Linked DNA regions of Homo sapiens: region 1 is linked to region 2. The links are chromatin contacts, found by Hi-C or POLR2A ChIA-PET in ENCODE. All regions are on one chromosome and are shown on one strand. The core of a region is the stretch at or near the end of the contact, and the rest is flanking DNA. Distances in the headings are between cores, read along the strand shown.

The links. A loop is a pair of places that touch in the nucleus more often than their neighbours do. ChIA-PET counts read pairs that join two places held with the same protein, here RNA polymerase II (POLR2A). Pooled maps may share reads with other maps.
Region 1: a map of dorsolateral prefrontal cortex shows a loop between it and region 2 (2.0-fold over the local background). The contact joins the promoter of TTC39C here to the enhancer-like site in region 2. A Hi-C loop is called at or near these places in 9 of 168 maps with a recorded cell type or tissue (CD4-positive, alpha-beta T cell, GM12878, OCI-LY7 and 6 more), 18 of 37 single-sample maps with no recorded cell type and 16 of 50 pooled maps. POLR2A ChIA-PET finds 5 or more read pairs at or near these places in 9 of 52 experiments (BJ, GM12878, H1 and 6 more).

What each region holds. Positions count from the first base shown.
Region 1 is chr18:24,013,323-24,017,318 of GRCh38, forward strand. It overlaps TTC39C (tetratricopeptide repeat domain 39C), which reads left to right and starts at 1,432. Exons shown (of 14, transcript NM_001135993.2): 1 at 1,432-1,716. The coding sequence starts at 1,550. It overlaps TTC39C-AS1 (TTC39C antisense RNA 1), which reads right to left and starts at 2,138. Exons shown (of 6, transcript NR_110796.1): 1 at 1,982-2,138. RefSeq lists silencers at 669-1,588, 1,669-1,848.
Region 2 is chr18:23,944,557-23,948,859 of GRCh38, forward strand. LAMA3 (laminin subunit alpha 3) reads left to right here. Exons shown (of 75, transcript NM_198129.4): 70 at 1,588-1,728. Among named protein-coding and RNA genes, the nearest start is that of LINC02958, 36 kb to the right of the region's middle. Within about 2 kb of position 1,305, at least 3 of the 41 ENCODE cell types and tissues checked have a DNase peak (open chromatin) inside an H3K27ac peak, as active enhancers do; they include GM12878 and OCI-LY7, where a contact is called at or near this core.

The sequences.
Region 1 (3,996 bases), core at 182-2,681, 69 kb after region 2:
CACTTAAGGAGTGGCAGTAATTCTTATTACTCTAAAATTTCTATTTATAAAAGTTGAAAATCCTGTATGGATTTAGATATTCTTATAAGGGATGGTACAATTTACAAAATAAGTAAAAGCAACTTACATGACAAAATTATTTTGCATTTTTCTGTAATAACTTATTATATTGGTCCCATGATAATGGATGACATAATGTTTAAAATTCAGGAGTTATTTCTAAACCTGAGGATTGCTTTCATTTAAAAAAAATTCTGTTATAAATGTTTCAGCAAAGTTTCTTCAAGTTGAAATTAATAAACTACACTCTAAAAACGACAGCGACTCAAGGAAGGTTGTCCAATTTGGCATTAGAGCATAATCTTGATTGCAACACTACATTAAGGGATTTTGCTAAATTAGAGAAAAATAAATTTGTGGAAAAAACATAAAGATGATTTATGAATTGCTTGTCTCTAGAATATTAGGCATCCAGATATCACCAGCCCATCATCAGAACAGTGAGACTTCTGTGATAATGGTTAAATTCAGTCACTTTTGATGTTTTGCTGACATTTGGTCATATGAACGCCAAAGCTTTGCAAGAATAATTGGCAGTGTGAGAATAGAACACACTTTGGCAGCTGAATTTATAACTTTTAAATATTTGGGCACATGGCATATAGGCCTCCATTTCTCCTCCTGCCCCACTGCGCAAATGTTGGTGGCGGGCTGGAGTGGGTGGTACCGGGATCCGAGGGGCTCTGCCTTGCAGTCCCGCAGCGCGGGGCTCCGGGGAGCTGCGGGGCAGGTGCCAGAGACCCCGCCCCCGCCGCCCACCTCCTCGGGAATTGGCTGCCCTGGTCCTAGGGGGCGGCCCCAGGGTCGGGATGAAGTCTGGGGTCGCGGGCGCGGGCTGCGTGGGGTTTCAGTTACTCGTGGAGTTTCAGTTACTCGTGGACAAAGCGCCGCGCGCTAGCATAGCGGCCCGGGCGGAGTTCCCCTTCCCTTTCCCTTTCCTTCCACATCCGCACGCTCGTTCTCCCTCCGCGCCTTGCCCTCCTCCCGACTCCTGGGTCCGGCCCCTTCGGGGGAGGGTGGGGCGCTCGGGTCTCCGGGTCTCGCGTGCGTGTGTCCGAGCAGTCCTGGGCGGTGGGCGAAGGCGCGGCTTGGGGACCCGGGAGGGGCCGGGGCGCGGGGGCTGCAGGAAGTGGAGGCGGCCGCCGCTCGGGGACCGGCTTGGCGGGGTGAGAGACACCCGGAAACGGATTCCGCTTCGGGGCCCGCGCGAGTTGGGTGCTTCGGAGGGCGCGAGAGGAGCGGGCGGGTGCTGCTGAGTAATCCCCGCGGCGGCGGCCGGACGCCCACCTCCCACGCCGCGCCGCAGCCGGGCCGCGGCTCCTCCCTCCGCGGTCCTTCCCTCCTCTTCCCTCCCGTCTTCTCCCCTCCCCTCCCCTCCCCTCCCGGCTCCGCTTGGCTCCGGGCAGGTAGAGCCGGGCTCCGGGCGCGCGCGGGGCCGCAGCAGCTGCTCCCGATCTCGCCTCGGCCCAGCGCAGGGCCTCGCACGCCCATGGCCGGCTCGGAGCAGCAGCGGCCGCGGCGGCGGGACGACGGAGACTCGGACGCGGCAGCGGCGGCGGCGGCGCCCCTGCAGGACGCGGAGCTGGCCCTGGCCGGCATCAACATGCTGCTCAACAACGGCTTCAGGGAGTCGGACCAGCTTTTCAAACAATACAGGTGACCCACGCGTCCCCGATTCCCCAACCCTGCAGCGCGCACCTCGTGTCCGGCTCACGCGCCTCGACCTGCGGCCCCCGGGAGCCCCCTCCCCCTCCTGTCGGTCACCGATTCCGGTCCTCAGGTCTCCTCCCTGGCAAGATCAGCCAGAGGGAATGCGCCTCTGCCACATCTCCTCGTCCACCCCCTACCCCCGGCTCCGTTGTCCTTTCCCTCCCGGGACCCGCCGCGCGCCCGCCCCGCGCGCCCGCAGTCCCCCTCTCACTTTCTCCCAGCCTCGCCCTCCCACAGACGTGCCCGGTGCCGGTAGGCTCCTCTCTGCAGGGCAGCTGGCTTTGGGACCGGATGAGATTTGAGGCAGCAGCGAGCCTGGGACCCGGGCTTGTCGTGACTCTGGCTCGCGTGCTGCCCCGGCAGCCTTTGTGACACGGAGCCCTCCGGCTGCCTGCTCCTCGCGCCTCGCATGGCTCTGCAACATTGTGCAATTCCAGACGCTTTTATTGTTTGAAAACAGATACGCACAATTGCTTTGCCGTGCAGGAATTTAAAAATTTCAGCTCAACTCTGCCCACTCATCTCTCTGCCTTGTCTTCTGCAAACTCAGTCCTCAAAATGAGTTCCTGATGTCTTTCAAGCAGGCGTTATTTATTAAGAATTTTTCCAACGTAAATAAAGGAAGGAAGAAAATGGAGGGATTTTTAAAAAGTATGAGAATGGTAGGAAAACACGTGTGTTCAGTTAATTTTTTATTTGTCTTTTAAAAAATAAAGCGAAAGAACTGAAACCTGGTAGTTTTCCTGTGGGAGTGGAAGGAACCTTCATTTCTTTGGGGACCTGGAGTGTTTGTTCTCGGGTTGAGGAAGCAAGTTTGTGATTTGCCGTCTGATTGTTGACGAGCCTTAAGGACGTTGATTAGCAGCTTTCCCCAACACGTTTAAGGACCACATGCTTCACGCTATGGAGACCCTGTAGTTTGGTTGGAATGAGAGGACCAATGTACAACTGTGACCGGGAGACAGAGTCTGTAAGAATGAGAATGCCTAAAGTCTCAGACCTCAGAGAATGGTGGTTTCTACCCAGCAGAGCTTCCACCTTCTTAATGGCGAAGCAAGTATCTCACAACTGTGAACTTTTCACTAAAGCCCTTTTACTTTTAAATCGGTGATTTTTTCCCCCCTTTGGTCTGAAAGTAAAAACAACTTCGCTTTACTTAGAACATTTCATTTTTAAAGCATACAGGTCTGGTTTCAAGATGGAGTTTCATCAAAGGCTGTTGATGGGGGATTTAAAAGGTTTACTTGTCACACAATTTCTCTTTTGTAGTTTTTAAGAAGCCCTCAGGAAAAAAGGTGTGAATATTTCCTGTACCGTGCTATGATTCCTTTTTTAGACTACCAGTTTGTGTCGTATGAGAGAAGGATGGAGATAGTTGTAGAGTCAAATTTACCCTTTTTAGTTGATGATTTAGGTACTTGCATGTTTAAGTACTTCTTGCTTTGAAGTCTCCTGTGATATTTATTTTAATGGTCTTTTTTAACCCTTCTTTAGTAGGCGAAAATACTACCTTTACATTGAAAGCATGAAATTTTTGCACTATCTAAGAAATTTTATGCACTGTTAATAGAAGGCAGTATATGAGTGGTTGGAAAACTCTCTCCCAGCAACAGCAGAGAGATGCCCCTTCAAAGATACTTCTCTGTGGGTGAGTGCGTTGGAGGTGTCCAGGGAATATTTACCTTGTATAGCTAGGTGCTGTCTGCTTGTATTTTGAAATGGGAACTGAAGATAAGGCAGGGAAAACTGTAGTACCTCTTTTCTGCCAAGCACAGTGCTAGACACATTCCCTTATATATTCTCACTATTCTCATGACAACAAAAGAGTGAGGTGTATCTTATCATGACAGTTTTGTAACGAGGGACATGAGACTTAGTTTTTACTGTGGACCAGGACACAAACACTATAGTTCTAAATCAAGGACTCTTTTCATTTTACCATTCTGCTTCCCTCACTAAATTTATGATAATTTGTCATCTGCTCTGAGACCTTATTTTCCAGCAATGTTAAAAAGCCTTTTTTAGAGATGGTGGGAGGGAAAAAGACAGGTAGACAGAGATGGTATCATCCTATCAGCTTTCCTTGGCTCCATCTGATTTGTTTGTGGTGTGGACAATCATTGCGTTCTTCCCCCCTCCCAAAAGGTGCTTCTGATGTATGTTTTGGAAAGCACGGTTGCATACAGGTGTGATCATGGACCAGAGTCCTGCAACCTGGGTTCCAGT
Region 2 (4,303 bases), core at 55-2,554:
GCAAGGTAAGAAAATGACAGAGCAGGGAGACTATTTTAAATAAGGCAGTAGAGAAAGCCCTGGTACAGCAGGTGGTAGTCACATGAAGTTATGGGGAGGGGGTTCCAGGAAGAGGGAAGAGCAAATAACAAGGACCTGGAGGTGGGAATTAGCTGAATGAACAAAACACAAAGCAATAAGAAATGGAATTAGAGAGGAAGACAGAGCCCAGATCATTTAAGCTTTGAAGGCCAAGCTCCGACTTTGGACTTTATTTGAAAGTGTCTGTAAAGCTTTTAAAGAGTCTTAAAACTCTTGGCCAGGCGCGGTGGCTCATGCCTGTAATCCCAGCACTTTGGGAGGCCAAGGCGGGCTGATCACAAGGTCAGGAGTTCGAGACCAGCCCGACCAACATGGTGAAACCCCATCTTTACTAAAAATACAAACATTAGCTGGGCATGGTGGCATGCACCTGTAATCCCAGCTACTCAGGAGGCTGAGGCAGGAGAATCGCTTGAACTCAGGAGGTGGAGGTTGCAGTGAGCCGAGATCACACCACTGCACTCCAGCCTGGGCGACAGAGCAAGACTCTGTCAAAAAAATAAAAATAAAAAAAATAAAACTCTTACATGTACAGATTCATATATTATTTAATTCTTTAGCTGAAGAGACTGCCAGGGGGCAAGAGTAGCAGCAGGGGGCCCACATGGCTGCTATTGCCTTTGCTTGCGGAGGCTGTGGGGAGGTCGGGAGAAGTGACCGCCAGGACGCATGCTGAAGGTAGAACCACGCGGCCTTGCTGATGGATCACATATAGAGGGTGAGAGGAAGAGAGGGTCCAGATCACATCCTGTGATTTGGGGCCAGCAATTGAGTCATTAGTGGGCATTTACTGAGATGAAGATGGAGAAGAGGCAGATGTGGCCAGGAGGAGAGCAGTTCAGAGCTGGGGGAGAATGAGGATTTCTGTCGTGAACATCTCAGGGTTGAGTGGCCTGTCAGACCTTCAAGCCCAGGTGTCAGCAGGCAGTAGAGGCCAAAGGTCACAGCTTGGCATATAAATGGAAGTGTCCGTAGTGAATAGTCTCACCACACCTATGAGATGGCAGAATCCACACCAGACCCCAGGGATCAGAAATTTTAGCAAAGAGTTTAAACACTCCTCTTGTTTGAAGAGAAGTGCCCTCGTTCTACCTGCTCCAAGAGGCCAGCCCAGGGTGCCACGACTCCAACACACCCCCGTCCCCAGCACTGTATAAACTGTCCCTGCCCCTTTGTTACATGGAGGGGGTTGCCTGTGGCTGTGCCTTGAACTGTTTCTCTTTTGTGTAAGTTTCCAGATGAATTCTATAATCTCTTTTGATTAGTTCACTTCTAAGCAACCTTTTTTTTTCAGTTCCCCTTTTGAGCTCAGTTTGTTCAGTATTTCACATAATCTCACAAAACGATGGTGATAGTGATAACCGGAGGAAAAAATCTCTCATCTTTTGAAGCTATTTGAAGGAGCATGAAAACATTTTTTTTTAATTTGGCCACTAATATTTAATAAAATACAACACCAATTGTCAAAGGTAAAAATACAACTCACGTATCTTTCTTACTCTGAAGGTGGTGTTTGGCCATGATGGGGAAAAGGGGCGCTTGGTTGTGGATGGACTGAGGGCCCGGGAGGGAAGTTTGCCTGGAAACTCCACCATCAGCATCAGAGCGCCAGTTTACCTGGGATCACCTCCATCAGGGAAACCAAAGGTAAATAGTTATGTTCAGAGCCATGGACAGAAACAATTCACCTTATATTATAGGCATAATTGTATGAGATATTCAAAATACTCACCATATGAGAATCTCAAAATACTTTAAATGATTTTTAAGGATCTAATTAATGTTCACAACCACATAGAGTAAGTGCCCATTTCTTAACCCAAAGCCTTCATTTCTAAGGTGCAGGTTGAGACGCAGGCCCTGAAAGGGTGAAGATAGAGCTTCTCTGCCACTTCCTAAACCTGAATCTATTGGCTTCTCCTCCAGGGAATGCAAAAACGTAGGTTTTAGGTTATAGACAGAGATTTTTTGGTTAACATAATGTGTTTCAAATTACAGTAATTTGTGCCATTTTCACCATCTTTGCCATAAGGTAAAACATTGGCTTAACTGTTTTCTCTCCATCAAACTATTTATTTTAAATGTGCTTCTATGGGATCTTTTTATCTCTCCCATAAATGGAAACCCAATATTCTTTACCATAAATAATAGATAACCCTGAGAAATAAACATTTGAAAACCAAACACTGTTAATATCAAACTAAGTAGTGTGACCTATGTGTTCTTTGCTTGGAGAAAAAGGTGCTTAACACGTAATCAAGAGGGTGTTTAAGACATACTAGCACAAAGCCAAAAGCTGTTCCTTGTCCTCGTCCAAACGCTAGAAAGAGAATTGAAAAAGGAATAACTTAATAATGGAATATGTGTTTTAATGTTATTTGATGTCTGAAATAACAAAATTATCTCAAAAACCCATCTTGGGAATGCCAGACGAAGGGAAAGTTGGGACTCCCTCTGTCCCCAGAGAGGAGGGGTGCTTTTCTAGGTTTGTCAAGTTCAAGGCTCTGATGGGGCGCTCTGATGGGGCCACAGCTCCAGGGCTGAGCTCTGTGAGTGCCCTCTCCCTTCCTCTCTCCTACCCCCTGCCACAGCGTTAATTGCACCAGGGTTACTTGAGGCAGCCTTGGGCACCTGTCTTTCTTGTCTCAGATTTGCCTTTCCCCCCACCCCACAAAGTTAAGTAAGATGAGCCTATCAACAGCTCAGGTCTAGGGACTGTCCTCCGCCTTAATGCAATTTTTGCCCTTTTCCTCCAGACCCAGTGGCACATTTTGGTGTGATGTTTGCTTGCAGTGGGAAAAAAAGAGCCCCGGGCTCAAATCTGGGCCTAGAAATGGGCATAATGAAAGCAGGTCTCTCCACCAGCTTGGATGCTAGCTGCTTAGGCTGCCCTAGCCTTGACCAGGGCTCAGCCTGGCCCTCTTGGGTTTTGCACTGGGGTTTGGGCCAGAGCTCCAGTGTTATACAATAAAGTATATTTATTATACCCCAGCAGGCAACAGAGTATTACTTTGCTTTGCTATATGCAGTAACTTATATATATTTCATAAAAATACATACCATATTATCCATTATTTATAATACACATTATATATATAATATACACCACACATTAATTGCTAAGGAGGATTCTCATTGTTAATGTTTACTTTTCTCAACCTCTGTTCCTATTTTCTTTTTTTTTTTTTTTTTGAGACGGAGTCTTGCTCTGTCGCCCAGGCTGGAGTGCAGTGGCACCATCTCAGCTCACTGCAAGCTCCGCCTCCTGGGTTCACACCATTCTCCTTCCTCAGCCTCCTAAGTAGCTGGGACTACAGGCGCCTGCCACCATGCCTGGCTAATTTTTTGTATTTTTTAGTAGAGACGGGGTTTCACCGTGTTAGCCAGAATGGTCTCGATCTCCTGACCTCGTGATCTGCCCTCCTCGGCCTCCCAAAGTGCTGGGATTACAGGCGTGAGCCACCGTGCCCGGCCCCTATTTTCAACTCAGAGAAATCACAGGATGGGGCAGGATTTGGGTATTCTTTGGCTTTGGATAAATTCTCTTCAAACCACCTTAATCACACCCAGCATCTAACATCTGGGCCAAATAGTAGCACCCCATTTACAATACTCTTTACAGACCAAGTTTCTTTTTGCAGCCTTCTTTCAACCTGAGGGTATAAACCATCTCATGGGCCCTCCCACATATCCTTTTCAGGAGCAGGCCACATCCGATCAGTGTCTGCCTCTGAACACCGGCACTGCAGTCAGCCCTTAGGGATCAATGCTGGGTTCTGGCCCATCCTGGGGAGTCCTAGCTTTAGGACACAGCTTTTTCATTGTGTAGCATGACAAATCTTAAGAAACTAAAAGTTTCATAGGGAATCCAATCAGTAGTTTACTGTTGATGCTGGCACCATGTGCATTTATCACATCAACATTTTCTCTTTCTTTCTTTTTTTTTTTTTGAGTTGGAGTCTTGCTCTGTCACCCAGGCTGGAGTGCAGTAGTACGATCTCGGCTCACTGCAACCTCCGCCTCCTGAGTTCAAACGATTCTCCTGCCTCAGTCTCCTGCATAGCTGGGACTACAGGCACCTGCCACCACACCTGGCTAATTTTTGTATTTTTAGTAGAGACGGGGTTTCACCATGTTGGCCAGGCTGGCCTCAAACTCCTGACCTCAGGTGATCCAGCAGCCTCAGCCTCCCAAAGTGCTGGGATTACAGGTGTGAGCCACT